2 separate regions of the Homo sapiens genome follow, and region 2 is linked to region 1. A link is a contact called in ENCODE Hi-C or POLR2A ChIA-PET data. All regions are on one chromosome and are shown on one strand. Each heading gives the region's core, a stretch centred on a gene start or an enhancer-like site at or near the end of the contact. The rest is flanking DNA. Distances are from core to core; before and after follow the strand shown. Region 1 overlaps SMARCA4 (SWI/SNF related BAF chromatin remodeling complex subunit ATPase 4). Region 2 has its middle 25 kb from the start of LDLR.

Evidence for each region. Hi-C counts contacts between places; a loop is a spot of excess contacts on that map. ChIA-PET counts read pairs that join two places held with the same protein, here RNA polymerase II (POLR2A). Pooled maps may share reads with other maps.
Region 2: a loop to region 1 is called in a map of G401, with 10 times the contacts of the local background. The contact joins two enhancer-like sites. A Hi-C loop is called at or near these places in 5 of 168 maps with a recorded cell type or tissue (CD14-positive monocyte, DLD1, G401 and 2 more), 1 of 37 single-sample maps with no recorded cell type and 3 of 50 pooled maps. POLR2A ChIA-PET finds 5 or more read pairs at or near these places in 5 of 52 experiments (A549, AG04450, GM12878 and 2 more).

What each region holds. Positions count from the first base shown.
Region 1 is chr19:11,022,304-11,025,568 of GRCh38, reverse strand. SMARCA4 (SWI/SNF related BAF chromatin remodeling complex subunit ATPase 4) reads right to left here. Exons shown (of 35, transcript NM_003072.5): 20 at 1,938-2,051; 21 at 1,131-1,238; 22 at 61-147. Among named protein-coding and RNA genes, the nearest start is that of SMARCA4, 63 kb to the right of the region's middle. Within about 2 kb of position 1,250, at least 3 of the 41 ENCODE cell types and tissues checked have a DNase peak (open chromatin) inside an H3K27ac peak, as active enhancers do.
Region 2 is chr19:11,062,290-11,067,306 of GRCh38, reverse strand. No RefSeq gene overlaps it. Among named protein-coding and RNA genes, the nearest start is that of LDLR, 25 kb to the left of the region's middle. Within about 2 kb of position 2,411, at least 4 of the 41 ENCODE cell types and tissues checked have a DNase peak (open chromatin) inside an H3K27ac peak, as active enhancers do.

The DNA of each region.
Region 1 (3,265 bases), core at 1-2,500:
CTCTGCCTAGGAGCTCAGCAGACAGCAGGGCCTGAGCCGTCCCAGCCGCGGCGGGCTCACCTCGATGTGCTGGAACATGTAGGGGTGGTTGCAGATCTTCCGCAGCTGCATGATGGTGTTCATCAGGGTCTTGGTGCCGCCTTTGCCCTGGAAGGCAGATGAGAGGGACCCAAATGGGGTCTTGCCCTCCTGGGGTGGGGTGGGCTTGGTGGATGGGTGGGTGTTGGGAGAAGGGCCATGGGGACGCTCTAGTGGGGAAGAGTGGCTTTTGGCACAGCAATTGGGAGTGAGGAGATGGCAGGCTGGAGGCCCGGAGGCCCCCAACAAGCCCTGGGAAACAAATGACTGCCTGGCACAGCAGAGGGCAGATGGCAGGGACAGGGCCAGCAGGACGGGACGGAAACAAGACTGGCAAAGGGCTGAGGCAGAGTCCCCGATGCTTTGTGATGCCAGCTTTGTTCTGGGCACTGTTACTGTGGGGGTCCCTAGAGGGTCTCAGCTGGGCAAGAGGGCCTCAGCCGGGTGAGCCATGACTCAGGGCTCCCTGGGCTCCAGGATGAGGAAGGAGGTGGGGGCGGGGCGGGGGGTGCATGCTCTGGGCTGGGAATGGACTAGGGAACACACTGCTGCTCAGCTCAGGGGAGAAGGGGCACAGACACAACGTCTCGGGGAAGCCAGGCCGAGGTCAAGGCCTTGGGGGCAGAATCAAGGGGTCTGGTGCATTTCCTGGGAGGATAATTTCACTGCTGGTGAGGAGAGCCAGGCAGGTGGGGCCTGGGGCCTGGGATTCTCAGAGCAGCCCCTGCAGGAGACAGCCCGCTCCCTTCCTTTCACTTAATAACAGAGAAGGGGGGCATTCTAGAACACTCTAACCCTGCTGGGGTTAGTGCTGGGCCCAGGCTGCCAATTGCAGAAGGAGCCAGTGTTTCATAGGCAAAGGAGAAGCCACTGGCAGCTGAGTCAGTGTGTCCTGACACAAGCCACCAGCCATCATAACCAGGGCTGGCCAGATGCCCTGGGGATCATGACCAGATCATGACCCGATGGTCAGAGCACGCTCTGCTCTGCCTGCCACGCTGCCGGCCTTGGACACCCAGTGGGGAATGCAGTTGGGGGACTCTGGGGCCCACCTTCTTGTCCTTCTCGGAGCCATCAGTCAGCAGCACGCCCTTGGCCTGCATGTGGCGGTAGAGCACTCGCTGCAGCGCAGACATGTCGCACTTGATGACGTACTCCACCTGCAGGGGACACATAATGCTCACGAGGGCCCAAGGTGGCTTGAGGCCTGACTCCCCCCATCCGAACCCAGCTCTGACCCCCTCGGCCCTGTCATATGAGCTCTGACCAGAGCACACTGGGGTGTGGGTGAGGAGACCCTCACAGCTGGGGAGAAGAGGGGAGACCTGGGCAATGAGAGGAAGCACCAGGCAGAGATACCAGAGGGTTACTGGGCCAGAAAGGGCCCCCCAGCCATCTTCTGGGGGCCTCTCTACAGCCAGCCAGGAAACAAAGAGCCAAGAGGGACAACTGCAGCCGGGGACCCCGAGTCCATGGGTCTTGCTGTGGGAACTGGGCCCAGGGGTGTGGCTGCAGCAGGCCTTGAAAACCCAGAGCCATGATGGGGGGCCGGGGGGCAACCCCAAGCCCACGGCCCCTCCTGATGTGGCCAGGAGAGCCCGCACAGGCACCTGGCCCCCTGACAGGAAGTGGGATTTTGTGCTCTAACCTATTGTGAGCTATGTGAGCCTATGAGTGCTTTTCAATCCCTACAACAGCAGCACAGGGCTTTACAGACCCAGTGGCGTCATCGCCACCCCCAAGCTGGATTGACCAGGGCAGGCCTGGGACTGTGGGGAGAGGCCCTGAGCACGCCCAGCCCTGGAGAAAGCCCCCACGTGAGGCTGCTTCACTGGTGGCTCCCCTCAAAACTCCATCACCTTTTCGGGCAACTGGGCCTCGACTTCCTTCTTGAGTCGTCGGAGCAAGAAGGGCCGCAGCACTTTGTGGAGACGCCGGATGATGAGAATGGTTTCCTCCTCATTCAGGTCCACCTGGAAGCCCCCAAGACAGGAGAAGCAAGCGTTACCTCCAAAGGAGGGCGACAGAGGTCTCACTAGAAGGTGCGGATGTGGGGACAGGGTGGACGGGGTCCCCTGGGGTGATCTTGCCCTTGGCACGTGGCTTTTCAGCCTGCTTTATGCTTTCTGGGAGCCAGGCAGGGCACCCTCTTCCTTAGGAAACTGTGAGGATCTGGTTCCCTCCATGTAATTCCTGGGACATGGAACCGCAGTACCCAGAGCACTCTGCTCCCTGTGCCTCACCAGAAAGACCCCCGGCAGCGGGCATGCTGCTTCTCCACGAGTAACACAAACTGGAGTGTCCACAGACCCACCCCACGCCAAGCTCATGCCAGGAGCGCTGCAGGGGCCAGGCTGACCACATGGGGCTTATAGCGGGTGATTCTCAGGGAGGGCTCTGCCACCGGGAGCCCCAAGGGACTCTCATTCAGCCTGGGTGGAACCAGGTGAAAGAAACCCTGACCTCCCACGGCGCCTACTCCTCTACTAATAATTAACTTTTAAAATGTTTTAATTAAAAAAGTTAAAGGAAAATGAGACGACGCCAAAACTTTTCTTCTATTGCTTCCCTGGCAATCCTTTGGCAGAGCTTTTGCTCGGCTCAGAAAGTGACAAAACTATAGCATCAGATCCTGGCCCTTAGTGTGGGGGTCCCGGGAGTCTAAAAATTGGGGACTCCTTTATCACGAGGCTTTGGGGAATGCCTCGGTTTCGCCATCAGAAGAGTCTCTGCCTTGACCAGCAGCCGAGAGGGCAGGGAACTCACGCATGAGGCCAGGAAGGCCCCAGCTGCCCTGGACCTGTCTAAGGTGGGAAGAAGGGGGTGGGCCCAGCCGTGCTGGGCAGGGCACTTCGAGGTAACCTCTGTAGTTCTGCCCACACTTCAGCATCTGGTTACTTAAACCCCTCAGCAGGAAACACAGTCTGTCCCACAGTTTCAACCTCCAACAGCAAGGAGCTCTAGGCTCAGGGATCAGTGCTGGTGTGGGACCACTCATCAATGATGATGCTGCCATGCCACAGTCTGGCTGATGGTGCCACCCAGACATTGAGACACACTGGCCACTGAGCTTTTTGAAAACAACGTAAGACAGAACCTGACCATGTGGCCCCGCTAACTGGAATCTTCCAAGTTTCCTTCCCACTGCCCTGAGGGTGAGTTCTGAGGGCACCTAAAGGGGCCTACA
Region 2 (5,017 bases), core at 1,162-3,661, 41 kb before region 1:
GGCCGGGCCTGGTGGCTCATGCCTGTAATCCCAGCACTTTGGGAGGATGGGGCAGGCGGATCACCTGAGGTCAGGAGTTTGACACCAGCCTGGCCAACATGGCAAAACCACGTCTCTACTGAAAATACAAAAATTAGCTGGGTGTGGGTGCGCGCCTGTCGTCCCAGCTACTCGAGAGGCTATGGTGCCACTGTACTCCAGCTGCGCAACAGGGCGAGACTCTGTCTCAAAACAAAACAAAAAGAATCTAGGAGAGCCAGCCTAGATGGCTGGATGGGAAAGCGCATGACCCCCTGCCACATATGATGTCCCGTATTATTCTTCCCACCCCCTCCTAGTCCAGGCCGTGTCAGGTCCCATCATGCCCTGACCATCCGGCGTTTCAGCTTTAAGGTCCTGCTCACTCCTGTCTTGTGGCAGCCTCTCCTGACTCCTGGGGACACACCGACCTGCCCGCCATTGCTTAGTCCACCACCTGGTTCCAGGCGCCATTTCAACTTTCAAGTCTCAGGGTCCTTGCTCCAGACCCCAGAGCAGGTGGCAGCCCCTGAGGAGTCTCATGTCCCCCAAACCCAAGCTCAGATCTGTGTAGCCTTAGGCCACTGGCTCAACCTCCCCGAGCTCCACTTGTGTCATCTGGGAAACAGGAATGAAGTCCCCCAGCCCTTGGGGTTGTTGGGAGAAGGGCACTGGCCAGCGGGACTGAAAGACAGAGGAAAGGCCTGCGAGAGGGGCAGGTGTGGAGAGCAAAGGTCAGGAAGGGCAGCAGCCAGCCAGCAGCTGTCACCAGGTCACACAGGTGAAGGCCCCTGGCTTGGGGCCACTGCCATATGGGGACCAAGCTGGTTCCAGGCCCTCAGGCCAAAGCCGATGTCTGAGACCTGAGTCAGACAGGCCTGCAGCCCGGACCACTCATCTGCACCACAGCTAACATGTCCCTGTGTCCCCATGACATGGGTTTTGCACAGGTGGACACTCAAAGTTATTTCTGTAGGCTCCCCTCATTTTTTTTCTTAAAAAATTTTCCTTAAAAAATTTTTTTTTGAGACAGGGTCTTCCTCTGTCTCCTAGGCTGGAGTGCGCTGGTGGGATCACAGCTCACTGCAGCCTCGAACTCCTGGGCTCAAGTGATCCTCCTGCCTCAGCCTCCCAAGTAGCTAGGACTACAGATGTGTACCACTGTGCCTGGCTAATTTTTTTATTTTTGTTGTTGAGATGGGGGGTCTCTATGTCGTCTAGGATGGTCTCAAATTCCTGGCCTCAAGCAATCTTCACAATCTTCCTGCCTCAGCCTCCCAAAGTGCTGGGATTATGGATATGGGCCAACACCCCCAGACTAAGGCACTTATTTTTAAATTGGCCTCATTCTGAAAACCATGAAATCATAGGTTTGGTGAGTTGGTTTTCCATAAACGTTAAAATAAATTCTGGCTGGGAGTGGTGGCTCACATCTGTAATCCCAGCACTGTGGGAGGCCAACGTGGACAGACTGCTTGAGCCCAGGGGTTTGAGACCAGCCTGGGCAACGTGGCAAAATCCTGTCTCTACTAAAAATACAAAAAAATTAGCCAGATATGGTGGTGCACGCCTGTAATCCCAGCTACTCAAAAGGCTGAGGTGGCAGAATTGCTTGAGCCCAGGAGGCGGAGGTTGCAGTGAGCAGAGATCATGTCACTATACTCCAGCCTGGGTGACAGAGCAAGACCCTGTCTCAAAAATAAATAAATAAAAAATAAATAAATTATAATCTATTAAAATAAAGCCAAAGCTATTGCAACAAACGAAATGTGGATTTTCCCAAATGGTGGAGTGAAGATCTTGGCAAATCCTCTCCCTAAAAGCAACAATAAAGCTAAACAGAATTGTCCAAAGCAACCATCCCAGGACTGTGAAGATCTCGTCAAAGGTGTTCACCCAGTGAGGAAATGTTTATTCCAGAAAAAGTACTGAGTGGCAGGGAAGAGCAGCGGGAGGTGATTTTTGCCTGGGGCTGCTCCTGGCCTGGGCCCCCAGCTCCAGCCAGGCCATGAAAATCAGCAGCCTCACTGCTGGAGGGCCTCACTGTTGGAAGCTGCAGGGATCTCGGGAGGAGAGGGCCAAGGTCATCAGCTGGCCTAAGGATGAAACAGATTGGTAAACTAGCCAGAAATGGAAAAGGAGGTCGAGACAGAGACTGCCCCAGCTGGCCCCAGGTATCCCTAGGGGTTTGGGAGGCCACGCGCAAGCGCAAGACAGCACATATGCCCTGGAGAGAGTCTGATGCACGTCTCCCTGCCCAACAGAACTGAAGTGCGTGCCCTGATAGGAACCACAGGCAGAAAGCAAAGGTAGGGCCAGCCTGCAGACTGCCCGGGCAGAGGTGCTGACTCAGCATTTGGGCCCGGGCAGAGCCGCTGACTCAGCATATTTGGGCACAAGTTCTGACCAACCACCAACTGATGTCTCAGCTTGGCTGACCCAGGGGTGACTCCTTCTAAATAAAAATGAGAATTGGGCCAGGCGCGGTGGCTCACACCTGTAATCCCAGCATTTTGGGAGGCAGAGGCGGGCAGATCACTTGAGCCCAGGTGTTCAAGACCACCGTGGGCAACATGGAGAAACCCTGTCTCTACCAAAAAAAAAAAAAAAAAAAAAAAATTAGCTGGGTGTGGTGGCACAAGCCTGTAGTTCCGGCTACTCGGGAGGCTGAGGTGGGAGGATGGCTTGAGCCCGGGAGGCTGTAGTGAGCTGAAACTGCACCACTGCAGTCCAGCATCAGTGACAGCGCAAGACCTTGTCTCCGAGGGGAAACATGAAAGAAAGAAAAGAAAAACAACAATTAAGAACAAAACAAGGCCAGGCGCGGTGGCTCGCGCCTTTAATCCCAGCACTTTGGGAGGCCAAGGTGGGCAGATCACCTGAGGTCAGGAGATCGAGACCAGCCTGGCCAACATGGTAAAACCCCGTCTTTACTAAAAATACAAAATACAAAAATTAGCCGGGCGTGGTGGCGGGTGCCTGTAATCCCAGCTACTCCAGAGGCTGAGGCAGGGGAATCGCTTGAACCCAGGAGGCGGAGGCTGCAGTCAGCCGAGATCGCACCACTGCACTCCAGCCTGGGCGACAGTGAGAGACTCCATCTCAAAAACATAACAAAATTAAAAACAAATAAATAAAAATACAATGTCTACTTTCTGACAACAAAAGCTTGCCAGACATGTGAAGAAACAGGAAAGTGTGACCTACGCTGAGGACAAAAAGGAGTCAACAGAACCTTTCTGTGGAGGAATGGATCCGGATGTTGGACCAAAAGGCTTCAAAGCAGCTACTAAAAACAGGTTCAAGCTGGGCTGGGTGGTGCATGTCTGTGGTCCCAGATACACTGGAGGCTGAAGAGGGAGGATCATCTGAGCTCTGGAAGTTGAGCTACCATCCCACCACTGCACTCCAGCCTGGGCAACAGAGCAATACCATGTCTCGATTAAAAAAAAAAAATAGAGCGGCTGAGGCAGGAGGATCACTTGAGCTCAGGAGTTCAGACCACCAGCCTGGGCAACAAAGCGAAACATTATCTCTACAAAAAAAATAATAATAATAATAATTAGCCAAGTGTGCTGGTGTGCACCTGTGGTCCCAGCTACTCAGGGGGCTGAGGCAGGAGGATCACTTGAGCCCAGGAGGTCAAGGCTGTTGTGAACTGTGATGACACCACTGCACTCTAGCTTGGGTGACACAGCAAGACCTTGTCTCAATTAAAAACAAAACAAAAAAAAAGGTTCAAAGAGCTAGAAGAAACCACATCTCAAGAATTAAAGCCAAGTATGACGACAGTGACCCACTAATAATGGCTCTTAATGAACAGACAAAAATGATAAGAATTCAAATTGGTTAGGCACAGTGGCTCACGTCTGTAATCTCAGCACTTTGAAAGGCTGAGGCGGGTGGACTGCTTGAACCCAGGAGTTTGACACCAGCCTGGGCAACATTACAAAACCCTGTCTCCACCAAAAACAAAAACAAAAACAAAAATTACCTGGGCATGGTGGCGTGCACCTATAATCCCAGCTACTCAGGAGGCTGAGGTGGGAGGATTGCTTGAGCCCAGGAAGCATAGGTTGCAATGAGCCAAGATTGAGCCACTGCACTCCGGCCAAGACTTACTGTAAAAAAACTCAAAGCACGGTGGCTCATGCCTGTAATACCAGCACTTTGGGAGGCCAAGGTGGGTGGATCACTTGAGGTCATGGGTTTGAGACCAGCCTGGCCAACATGGTGACACCCTGCCTCTACTAAAAATACACAAATTAGGGGCTGGGCACAGTGGCTCATGCCTGTAATCCTTGCACTTTGGGAGGCCGAGGCAGGTGGATCACCTGAGGTCAGGAGTTTGAGACCAGCCTGGCTAACATGATGAAACCCATCTCTACTAAAAATACAAAAATTAGCTGGGCATGGTGGCGCACCCCTGTAATCCCAGCTACTCAGGAGGCTGAGGCAGCAGAATCACTGGAACCCAGGAGGCTGAGGTTGCGGTGAGCCGAGATCATGCCACTGCACTCCAGCCTGGGTGACAGAGACTTCGTCTCAAAAACAAAACAAAACAAAACAAAAAAACAAAAACTCAAATTATGTTCTGGATTTGAAAGGGAGCAGGCGGCTCCGTCCCTTCCCTCACTGACCACCTGGGCTCCCATTATGCCCTGAGCTTCCTGCATCATGGCCCTGAGAGCTCTATGTGGCATCTGCCCATTTCTGTGATGGTCTCCCCAACCCAGGCTGGGCCACGGGCAGGGAACGGATGGAGCTGCCTGCTCCCTGCACTGTAGGTCTCAGCTGAACAAATGCTGGAGACCTGCAGTGGCAAAGGCCACACGCGTGACCAGACAAGTCCTCTTCCCCTGCCGGGGCCTCAGTATCCTCCTCTGTGAAACGGGCCCCATGGGTTCTGGTGCCAGGAGAAGGACAGGGACCTGGACATGAGGTGGCCCCCGCCACTCCTGCTGGCAGAAACGGTGGGAGCCAGGCACAAGTCCACCTG